2 separate regions of the Homo sapiens genome follow, and region 1 is linked to region 2. The links are chromatin loops, found by intact Hi-C in ENCODE. Cell type or tissue: Caco-2. All regions are shown on one strand. Each heading gives the region's core, and the rest is flanking DNA. Links, peaks and the distances in the headings are about the cores only. Region 1 holds the start of IFNW1 (interferon omega 1). Region 2 holds the start of IFNA10 (interferon alpha 10).

Region 1 (5,396 bases), core at 106-5,105, 65 kb before region 2:
TGAGCCACTGCACCTGCCCGGGTTTTTGAGTGTCCTCATCACAAAGAAATTGTAAATGTTTAAGGTGATGGATGTACTACTTACCTTGATTTGATCATTACAATGCATACATATATGGAAACATAACTTTGTACCCCATAAACATTATTATTAAGTGTTCATTGTAAATTTCAAAAATAAATTTAAAAGAATTGAATATAAAAACAGATTTACATGAGAGGGAACTGAATATACGTCAAGTCAAAAGTAGAATTCAATTAGAGAGAGGCTTAGTTTTCCATGCTAGACATTCCATAATTTAAATAAAAAAGGAATTGTCCAGATCTTTGAATACAGGTAAAGTTAAAAACAAGTGTCCATCACAAGAACATGGCTACAATTTTTAGAAAATGTATATCTCAGTTATTAGAAATCATAAGATCATAAACAAATAATGTATATGACAACATAAAATACAGAGAAATGTACATCTCAGTGATTAGAAATCATATCATAAACAAATAAGGTATATGACCAACATAAAATATAGAGTAAATAAATAACAGAATAAAATGAGATCTGATTGTAAAATTTGATAGAAAAAAAGAATATTAACAAGCAAATAGGTAACCGTTGAAGCTTATTACAAAATAATATTAATTAGAACACTGATAGATTATTATTTTATTCAAATAAGCAATTAATTAAATCAAATATTCAAATGTTCACATGTTTTGTACCAATATATTCGTTCTCTGAAAATAACTTTTTTTTTTTTTTGAGACGGAGTCTCCCTCTGTCACCAGGCTGGAGTGCGGTGACGCCATCTTGGCTCACCGCAACCTCCGCCTCCTGGGTTCAAGCGATTCTCCTGCCTCAGCCTCCTGAGTAGCTGGGACCACCACGCCACCACGCCCAGCTAATTTTTGCATTTTTTTTTTTTAGTAGAGACGGGGTTTCACCATGTTGGCCAGGATGGTCCCTATCTCCCGATCTTGCGATCAGCCTGCCTCGACCTCCCAAAGCGCTGGGATTACAGGCATGAACTACTGCGCCCGCCCTCTGAAAATAATTCTTTAAAAACATATTGCAAAAAACATGAAAAAAAATACAAGAAACATTAATCCACATTCTTCTCTAGATGCCACCTTATTTCCTTTTTCCACTTGACAAACAAACTTCCCCAAATAATTTTCTATACGCAGTATTCTTAATTTCTCTTTTTTGTGTTTCCTCTTCAACTTACTCCAATCGTGTTTCTATCCCATTCATTCTACTAAACCAGATCCTCCTAAGGTCATCAGTGGAGTCTGTTTCCAGGTTCAGTAGGACAGCTCAGCCCTCACCTTCCCTGAAAGTACCACTGTCTTCCCCTCATTAGACTCTCCCTCATTCTTTCCCATTTCTCTTTCTAATTGCACTGGCAACTTTACCTCAGGCTCCTTTACATATTCTCCTTCTCTGCTCTACCTTTGAATGTTGAGGGTCTGCAGGACAAGGTTATGTCCTCATCTCATTGTCTCCTCTGTTTATAAGTGACTACATTCATTCCTATGTCCTTGTTACCAGACATGCAATAAAGAATCTTAAATTAATACCTTTGCCCATGGGATTTGTTGTTCACTCTAGACCCATATTCCCAATTGCGCATAAGATTTCTGCAATTTCATGTCTCCCAGGCACCTCAAAAAGGACATCTAATATTTTTCTTTCTCAACATCATTTGCACCTAAAGCTTCTAGTATGAGAACATCATTTTCTTTTACTTATCTTTGTAGTGTTTCATATAAGCGAAATTGGTACATCTTTACTGTTTCTTTTCCTGTAAGAATGAAAGCTCTTCAACACGGAAAGAAACTGTGTTTATTCACCTGTATTTCTTTTTTAAAATAACTTTTTAATTTTTGTGGGTACATAGTAAGTGTATATATTTATTGGTTACATGAGATATTTTGATACAGTCATGCAATGAGTACACCTGCATTGCTTGACATCAATTCCAAAATATGCCACTTTGATACTCACTTTATACATATTATGTAAATGGAATGAATGAATAGGTAAGTGTATATTACCGTCCATTCCTTGATTTGGTTCAGAAAACTAGTGTTTGGATTTTGGTTTTCGAATAAATAACTTCAAGAAGTTTTGTTTGAAAATAATTTAATAAATAACAAAATACAATATTTAACCAAATGGAAAGCTGAACATGTTTTGTTATCTTAATACAATGTAAAGGCAAACATTTGTTATATAAGAATATAAATAGTATAAATATGATAAAATGTAAGAATAAATAAATGAGTAAAAATAAATAACATCTTAGGGACTGATGCCCCTGAACCTAAGTCTTTTTAACATATACTGGCTTAATATACCGACAAAGTATTTGCAGAACTAATTCAGTCAATTCTGTGATTAAAGCCGAAATAAGAGTCTTTTGAATTGACCAGAGTCACATGTGCAAGTGTTATATGGCAAATTAATCAATGAGAATCATTTCAAGATGAGCCCAGGTCTCTATCTTTACTTCTCAGTCTTTCTTGCATGTTTGTTGATAAGAACAAGGATTTCATGATTTCCATTCTGACAACTTCCCAGGCACAGTCGCTGTATTTCTTCTCTTTCAGGTAGACACGGATTCCCTGGAAGTACCTCCTCAAGGTCAGTGCAGGGCTGCTAATTGCCCCAGCAGATTCTCCTTCTCCCACTACCTGCAGCAAGCAGGTCTCCAGGTGTTGCAGTTGCTGATGAAGTCCAGTGTGGAGTTGGTCTAGGAGGGTCATGTTCCAGGCAGCAGAGGAGCGCTCTGTGTGGAAGAGGCTGAAGATCTGCTGCAGCATCTCATGGAGGACAGACATGACATGGGCCTTCTGCAACTGGCTCCCTTTTACCATCTCCTGGGGGAACCTGAAGTCTCTTCTGTCCTTGAGACACAAGAAAGGGGAGATTCTCCTCATTTGGTGCAGAAGCACCAAGGTGTTCCTGCTAAGTAGGCCATGGTTCTGAGGCAGATCACAGCCCAGAGATCCAACAGGGCTATAGCTGGTCATCACTAGGGCTGCCAGTAGAGGGAACAGGAGGGCCATTGGGAAATGAGGATGCTCCTGGCTTTACTGAGCTGGGATATGGCTTAACCTTGGACCCTAGGTTTTCTGAAGACATTGCTTGTATGCATGGCTTTTAATAGGAAACACATGGTTTTCATTTTCTGAACATTTCTCTGTACTTTCAGTTTCTTTTACTGTTTTCATTTGTGTGTTCTCCCTATGACCTTAAGAGGATGACAACAATCTATTAATTTTGCATTAGACTTCAGCTAAACTCCAGTAAACTTCAGCTGTGTCAATACAAATGAATGCTTAATCAAATGAAAAACGTCTGGGTACTAAAGTCATAAGTGTATATACTATATGCATGTAAATAATCAGACACACACTACACTAACAATATATATATTATATATTTATGTATACACACTATAGTGAATATATGTATATATGTGTATATATAATATATATTCATATATATATGAAAAAAATCATTTTCTCTGTTCTAGAAGCAAAATTTTAACCCTTATTCTAGCCTCCATTTTTACCCTCCTTACTTTATGTAGGAAGTCAGGCCCTATAGGTTTCTATATTTGCTTCAGGTTTACCAGATCATCTGCAGCAAATAAGCTCTTTAGAACCAAGAACAGCATTTTGCTGTTGTTTGTTTGTTTTTTAGAGATGGGGTCTTAATCCGTCACCCAGGTTGGAGTGTGGTGGCATGATCAGAGGTCACTGCAGCCTTTAACTCCTGGGCTCAAGCAATCTCTGTGCCTCAGCCCCCTGAGTACCTGGGACAACAGGTGTGCACCATCATGCCTGGCTAATTTTTTTGTTGTTGTTGTTGTTAGAGATGAGGTCCCACTATGTTGTTCAGGCTGGTCTCAAACTCCTGGCCTGAAGCTGAGGCCTCCTGCCTCAGCCTCCCAAGTAGTTGGAATTACAGATATGAGCCAAAAACGCAGTTTTGTTTGCTGTTTTATTCACAACAGAGGATGATGATGATTAGCGAATGAGCTTCTCTGACATTTTTCTTCCTTCTAGAAAACATTCATGCAGGTCCATGTGGTTACGCTTCACTGGGACCACAAGGTGAAGATTAATATAGACACTGCTTTTTCTTTCCATCATTTGCTTACTGAGGTCAATAGTGCTCCCCTATCTGTCAATATCCCAGCTGGAATCCTGATTCTTTACAAGCGCATATGGATGTAGAGATTCTAATTCGCAGATATTTTACTTTCCCAGCGTCTCCTCACACACAAGGTAGTTATCACATCTAGTAATACCTTTTCCTCTAGAGTAACAAATACTCTCAACCCAAACTCTTCCAGACTCGCTCCCAGGGAGCAGTCTCACAACATCCTGATAACTTCAGAACTCTTTTGGTGAGAGGGTAGTGGTTACTTTGTGAGCAAAGCAACTAACCCTCCAAGACCCTTGCCGGTGCCCCTAGAGTGTTTGTCTGGAGGACCCTGGCTCTCAGTGGCGACCTCCTTTCCTCCTGACCCATGTGTCCAGGTATCAAAAGTTTCGACAGCCCTCAGGTACTGATAGCAAAGGTTTCTTTTGTCTAAGGAAGGTGGAAGGATTACCCAATTATAATCATTTTACCTTCATTAGTCAAATAATTTTCCACCATTTGCTTACTGAGGTCAATAGTGCTCCACTGGCTGTGTCAGTATCCCAGCTCGGAATCCTGACACGGTTTTTATTGTTCAATTCTTTTACGTAAGCTATTGAACATTTGTTATCCTCAGTGTTTCTCAGGTGGGCACAGGGGATCAATGATGATGTTGTCTTTCATTAGAAGCTTATATGTGCCAAATTTTCTAGATCCAGTCTATCGTTGTTGGACATTTGGGTTGGTTCCAAGTCTTTGCTATTGTGAATAGTCCCGCAATAAACATACGTGTGCATGTGTCTTTATAGCAGCATGATTTGTAATCCTTTGGGTATATACCCAGTAATGGGATGGCTGGGTCAAATGGTATTTCTAGTTCTAGATCCCTGAGGAATCGCCACGCTGACTTCCACAATGGTCGAACTAGTTTACAGTCCCACCAACAGTGTAAAAGTGTTCCTGTTTCTCCACATCCTCTCCAGCACCTGTTGTTTCCTGACTTGTTGATGATCGCCATTCTAACTGGTGTGAGATGGTATCTCATTGTGGTTTTGATTTGCATTTCTCTGATGGCCAGTGATGATGAGCATTTTTTCATGTGTCTTTTGGCTGCATAAATGTCTTCTTTTGAGAAGTGTCTGTTCATATCCTTCGCCCACTTTTTGATGGGGTTGTTTGTTTTTTTCTTGTAACTTTGTTTGAGTTCATTGTAGATTCTGGATATTAGCCCTTTGTCATATGAG
Region 2 (5,396 bases), core at 284-5,283:
GTTTACTGCTAAAACCACTGGGGTTCTAGTTTTTTAAGGTGCATGTAGATCTGGGGATTCAAGTTGCAAGAGCAGCATAATATCATCCTTTGCCTGGCACTATATTAACTATTTATGACTTCATCTCTAATCCTCCCTCTACTTTGTTATAATAGAAAATAAATAGCCTGGTGTCAAATACAGAGTCACATATTGAAATTCAAACTCTCCAATTCACACAGTTTGTAGGAATCAGACAATTTACTATTCCCAAAAGTAGGGAATAATAGTCTCTGTCCCCCAAATAATCCTACAGCTTCAGTAGGATTAAAAAAATTGAAGCACAATTTTTTTAATCCATTCTATCATTGATGGGCATTTGGGTTGGTTTCCTGTCTTTGCTATTGTAAATAGTGTTGCAATAAACATACACGTCCATGTATTTTTATAATAGAATTATTTGTATTCCTTTGGGTATATACTCAGGAATAGGATTGCTGGGTCTAATGGTATTTCTGGTTCTAAATCCTTGATGAATCGCCACACTGTCTTCCACAATGGTTGAAGTAATTTACATTCCTACCAACAGTGTAAAAGCTTTCCTATTTTTCCACAGCTTCACCAGCATCTGTTGTTTCCTGACTTTTTAGTAATTGCCATTCTGAGTGACATGAGATGGCATCTCATTGCAGTTTTGATTTTCATTTCTCTAATGATCAGTGATGTTGAGCTTTTTTCATGTTTATTGGCCACATAAATGTCTACTTTTGAGAAGTGTCTGTTCATGTCCTTTGCCCACTTTTCGATGGGGCTTTTTTTTTTTTGTGAATTTGTTTAAGTTCTTTGTCCATTCTGGATATTAGACCTCTGTCAATTGGGTAGGCTGTAAAAATTTTCTCCCATTCTGTAAGTTGCCTGTTCACCATGATGATTGACAGTTTCTTTTGCTGTGCAGAATCTCTTTAATTAGATGCCATTTGTCAATTTTAGCTTTGGTTGCAGTTGCTTTTGGCGATTTCATCATAAAATCTTTGCCCATGCCGATGTCCTGAATGCTATTGCCTACGTTTTCTTCTAGGGTTTTTATGGTTTTGGGTTTTACATTTAAGTGTTTAATCCATCTTGCATTAATTTTTGTATAAGGTGTAAGGAAGGGGTCCAGTTTCAGTTCTCTGCATATGGCTATCCAGTTTTCCCAGCACCATTTATTAAAGAGGGAATCCTTTCCCCATTCCTAAAGTACTCAGAAAGAGATTATCTTTTCCAGTTTCCAATTTTATTTTATGAAAAAATGTGTCAGTTTTTACTGACATTTAACAGAGTATTAATCAAAATAATGATCAATTACTATTGTAAATAATTTTACATTTTATGCTTTAAATATATAAATTATTAAATGTATTAATATGATTCACCAATGCATCACAATTATGAAATTTATTCAGTGACATATATTTTCAAAAAGGAAACACTATGCAGATAAAAGATAATCCACATTTTTGGGGGTCCAAACTTATTACTTGCCACCATTGCAAAGGCAGTTTTCTCACATTTTCTGTATGTGTTATCTTGATTTCTCTTTTCTGAGTCACTCTTCTGTCTACCCCAGTATGGCTTCTGCTGATTAATTCTATGAATCCAGCTCTCAGTAAGCTCTGCATTGCCATCTATTTTCTTGCTGTAGTGCTCAGTTTTAATTCACATTTTCCATAAGTTTATTGATTCCTTTTCTAAGCACATTTATTTTCTAAATACACTTTTATCACCATTCCCTCTTGTCCTTCTAATGTTAAGGTATTCCACCTCTGTTTCCTTTGTGTCTCTTCTGTTCCCACACTTTAATGGTGGAAGATCCTCAGAATCCAGTTTAAGTCTTTTTTTCCCTCTCCACTTGCTCCCCATATGACAGCCTTCATTTGCGTCCTTTCCATTGCCAGTTATGAACTTCCAGATATCGTATTCCTTGGAAACTGCAAATTCACATATCTGACTTGCAATGTACATTTTCAATTACATGTTGAAGTCAGTTTACAGAGAATATCTCTGCTTTTATTTCCAGATATGTCTCAATCTACATTCTGCTAAGAGGAATTCATTGTTTTTTTACTTCCTCACATTATAGCAGTTAGCATCACTGATATTAATTCAGCATTATTATTGTTTTTAGATTTCTTTCCTGAAAAAATCAAAGATACAAGAGAACAGGGACTGTATATTTTATGTTCACGTTTATATCCTGAAGGCAACATATAACCAGGTACAGAAAAAAATATATTTTTATAACTTGAATAAAATTATGATAGGTAACATAATTAAATCATCTATTTTTAAGTCAGGTTGTAAAGTCAGCCTTGGCATTTTATCTTAAAGAATAAACAAACACAAGAAATTTTGTATAGTAAAAATTTAATGAAAAAGGAAATTAATATATTGGCTAAATATGAAGAACATATATTGTTACATTAACCACAATGTAAAGCGACTCATGATATTACATAAATTTTAAAAATAATTAAATAAATATTTAAACAAAAGATGAACAGAGACATCAGAATGGTCATCTGTAAAGGACTAGTGCCTGCACAGGTATACACGACACTTCTTTACACTGCTGAAAACATTTGAAAATTTTGATTCAACGCGTCGTGGTTATAGAAGTGAGTCTTTGAAATGGAAGAACTCATGAAAGTGTGAGATAATGTATTAGTCAATCAGGATCATTGCCATGTTGAACCAGTTTTCAATCCTTCCTCCTTAATCTTTTTTGCAAGTTTGTTGAAAACGAGAGGGATCTCATGATTTCTGCTCTGACAACCTCCCAGGCACAAGGGCTGTATTTCCTCTCTATTAGATAAAGAGTGATTCTTTGGAAGTATTTCCTCACAGCCAGGATGGAGTCCTCATTCATCAGGGGAGTCTCTTCCACCCCAACCTCCTGTATCACACATGCTTCCAGGTCATTCAGTTGCTGGTAAAGTTCAGTGGAAAATTTTTCTAGGAGGCTCTGTTCCCAAGCAGCAGATGAGTCCTCTGTGCTGAAGAGATTGAAGGTCTGCTGGATCATCTCATGGAGGACAGAGATGGCTTGAGCCTTCTGGAACTGGTTGCCATCAAACTCCTCCTGGGGGATTCGGAAATCATGTCTGTCCTTCAGGCAGGAGAAAGGAGAGATTCTTCCCATTTGTCCCAGGAGTATCAAGGCCCTCCTATTACCCAGGCTGTGGGTCTGAGGCAGATCACAGCCTAGAGAACAGATGGATTTGTAGCTGAGCACCAGCACGGCCATAAGTAAAGAAAAGGACAGGGCCATTGGGATGTTGCAAATATTGCTAGGCTACTTGAGATGGATAACCTTGAACTTCGGCCTCTAGGTTTTCTGAAGACTTTGCTCTGTGCATAGGTCTTAAATAGTGAACATACTAATTTCCATTTTCTAAATGCCCTAGTTTTACTTTCTATCTCTGTTTTTGCTTTCTTTATGTACTCTCTCCATGTGTTTAAAAAGTTTTTCATTTTTTTTCATCATTGCCTATTTTTCACCTGCACTCAAAGCCTTTTATGGTTTTTTTTTAATTGAAATCTTCATGAAATTTTAGTAACACAGATTTGGCATATCTATTTATGTATATTACGTATACCTCTACTTCACAGATAAAAACTACAAAGTTTGCTCTTTTTATTCAAAGTAAAGTTAAGAATTACAGAAAAGTTAAACTAAAATCTAAGTTTAAAAGCTATTGACATTTATTTTAATTTGATAAGTATATTTGTGGAATAACTTTTAGTATAATTTGTTCATGCAAATTTTGTATCAAAGTACATATGCAAAATAAAAATCTATATAATACACATTAATAATATGAATGTAGTTACCTACCTAATCATTCAAAACTCCTAAAAATATGAATCAATAATTTTTTAAAATTTTTCTCTTAGTGTATGAAGCTTTGAATTTTGCTTTATATGAGAAAATAATTTGTAAATTCACCAGCTGCAGTATTCATCCAGATATTGCCAAAACTTTTTTCTTTTCAGCACTTGACACAAGTACTGATGTATTGAATAACTTTAGTAGAAATAAAACATATAATGTAAGCTATTTGGATTGAATTCTCAAAGTCTACCAAACATCCTGAAGAACTGAGGATCAAACATAACTAATAACTATAAGATAGTCAATGGCAGCCCAAAGATATGCAGGTTAAAGCCACATACTGTGATAAGACTTTAAGATCCAGCAAAAAATGGACAAAAAGTCCTCCAATCACAGTCATCTATTTGCTATAGGTTTGTAACATTGGTCTTACAAATATTTTGTTTATCTTCATGAACTCAATACCAGTGCTTCTCATATCATACACAAAAAAACCCAATGAGAAATATGTATATTAAGCAATAAAATTTTGTTGGATAGAGTTGTTGGAAAGTCAGAAACTATTGTAATATGTTAGATTCATTTACACTACGAGAACTAATTTTTGTACCCTTAAAAGAAGTATCAATCCAATAAACATATATGACTTAGAAAATAGTATGATTTAAATCATTTTTGGCATTTTACATTGAAGTTCATATTCCCTAAAGGTTTTCAGAAGTTCCTATCCAAGTCAATTCTTATCAAATAAAAAAGACCATCTTTGTTCTAAATTCATAAATTTATAAATATTGAATATTATTATGCAAAGAAATAACTTTCAGCATGATCCTGAACTCTGGCTCTAACTTTTTTTTTTTTTTTTTTGTGTAAGAAGTTTTTTTTTGTATAAGTAGGCCCTATAGATACTGAGTCCTTAAATGGAATGAGGTCTGCTTTAGCAAATCAGCTATTTAGTAAGTGGAGTTTTTACTAATTTCTCATTTATTCTCATTTTTAAATGGACTATACAATGGTTCTATATGGCATTCACAACAGCAAATATATTTATATTTCTCACTTAACTTTTCCTAGAAGGTAAAAGTGGTCTGATTTTCATCTTAATTTATGGGAACAAAAAGAAAACAAATGTATGTCTAAATGTGATAAACATGTAAGAGGAGAAATACCTAATGTAAATGACAAGTTAATGGGTGCAGCAAACCAACATGGCACATGTATACCTATGTAACAAACTTGCACGTTGAGCACATTTAACCTGGAACTTAAAGTATAGTACAAAAAAAAAAAAGATGACCAGAGGGGAACTTAGAAAATATCTTGAGAGAGGTGAAAATGAAAACACAACATACCAAGACGTATGTGATGCAGTGAAAACAGAGCTAAAGGGGAAATTGAAAGCTGTAAAAGCTTATATTAAAAAAGAAGAAAGACCTCAAACCAATGAACTAACTTTACAAGTTAAGGAACTAGAAAAGAAGAAATAAACACACAGCTAGGAAGAGGAAGAAAATAAGAAAGACTAAAGCAGACCCCAGGTCTT

The links. Hi-C counts contacts between places; a loop is a spot of excess contacts. Peaks named below come from ENCODE experiments on the same cell type or tissue, not always from the same donor. Only the 100,000 strongest peaks of a DNase experiment are listed, where the experiment ranks them.
Region 1: a loop joins it to region 2, with 19 times the contacts of the local background. A loop is called at or near these places in 2 of 110 quality-filtered maps.

What each region holds. Positions count from the first base shown.
Region 1 is chr9:21,138,503-21,143,898 of GRCh38, forward strand. It overlaps IFNW1 (interferon omega 1), which reads right to left and starts at 3,330. Exons shown (of 1, transcript NM_002177.3): 1 at 2,130-3,330. The coding sequence starts at 3,068. The coding sequence ends at 2,481. RefSeq lists enhancers at 3,005-3,144, 3,235-3,284. In Caco-2, for the core only: no CTCF peak of the experiment used is centred there; no DNase peak of the experiment used is centred there.
Region 2 is chr9:21,203,809-21,209,204 of GRCh38, forward strand. It overlaps IFNA10 (interferon alpha 10), which reads right to left and starts at 3,335. Exons shown (of 1, transcript NM_002171.2): 1 at 2,373-3,335. The coding sequence starts at 3,289. The coding sequence ends at 2,720. It also overlaps the pseudogene IFNWP18. In Caco-2, for the core only: no CTCF peak of the experiment used is centred there; no DNase peak of the experiment used is centred there.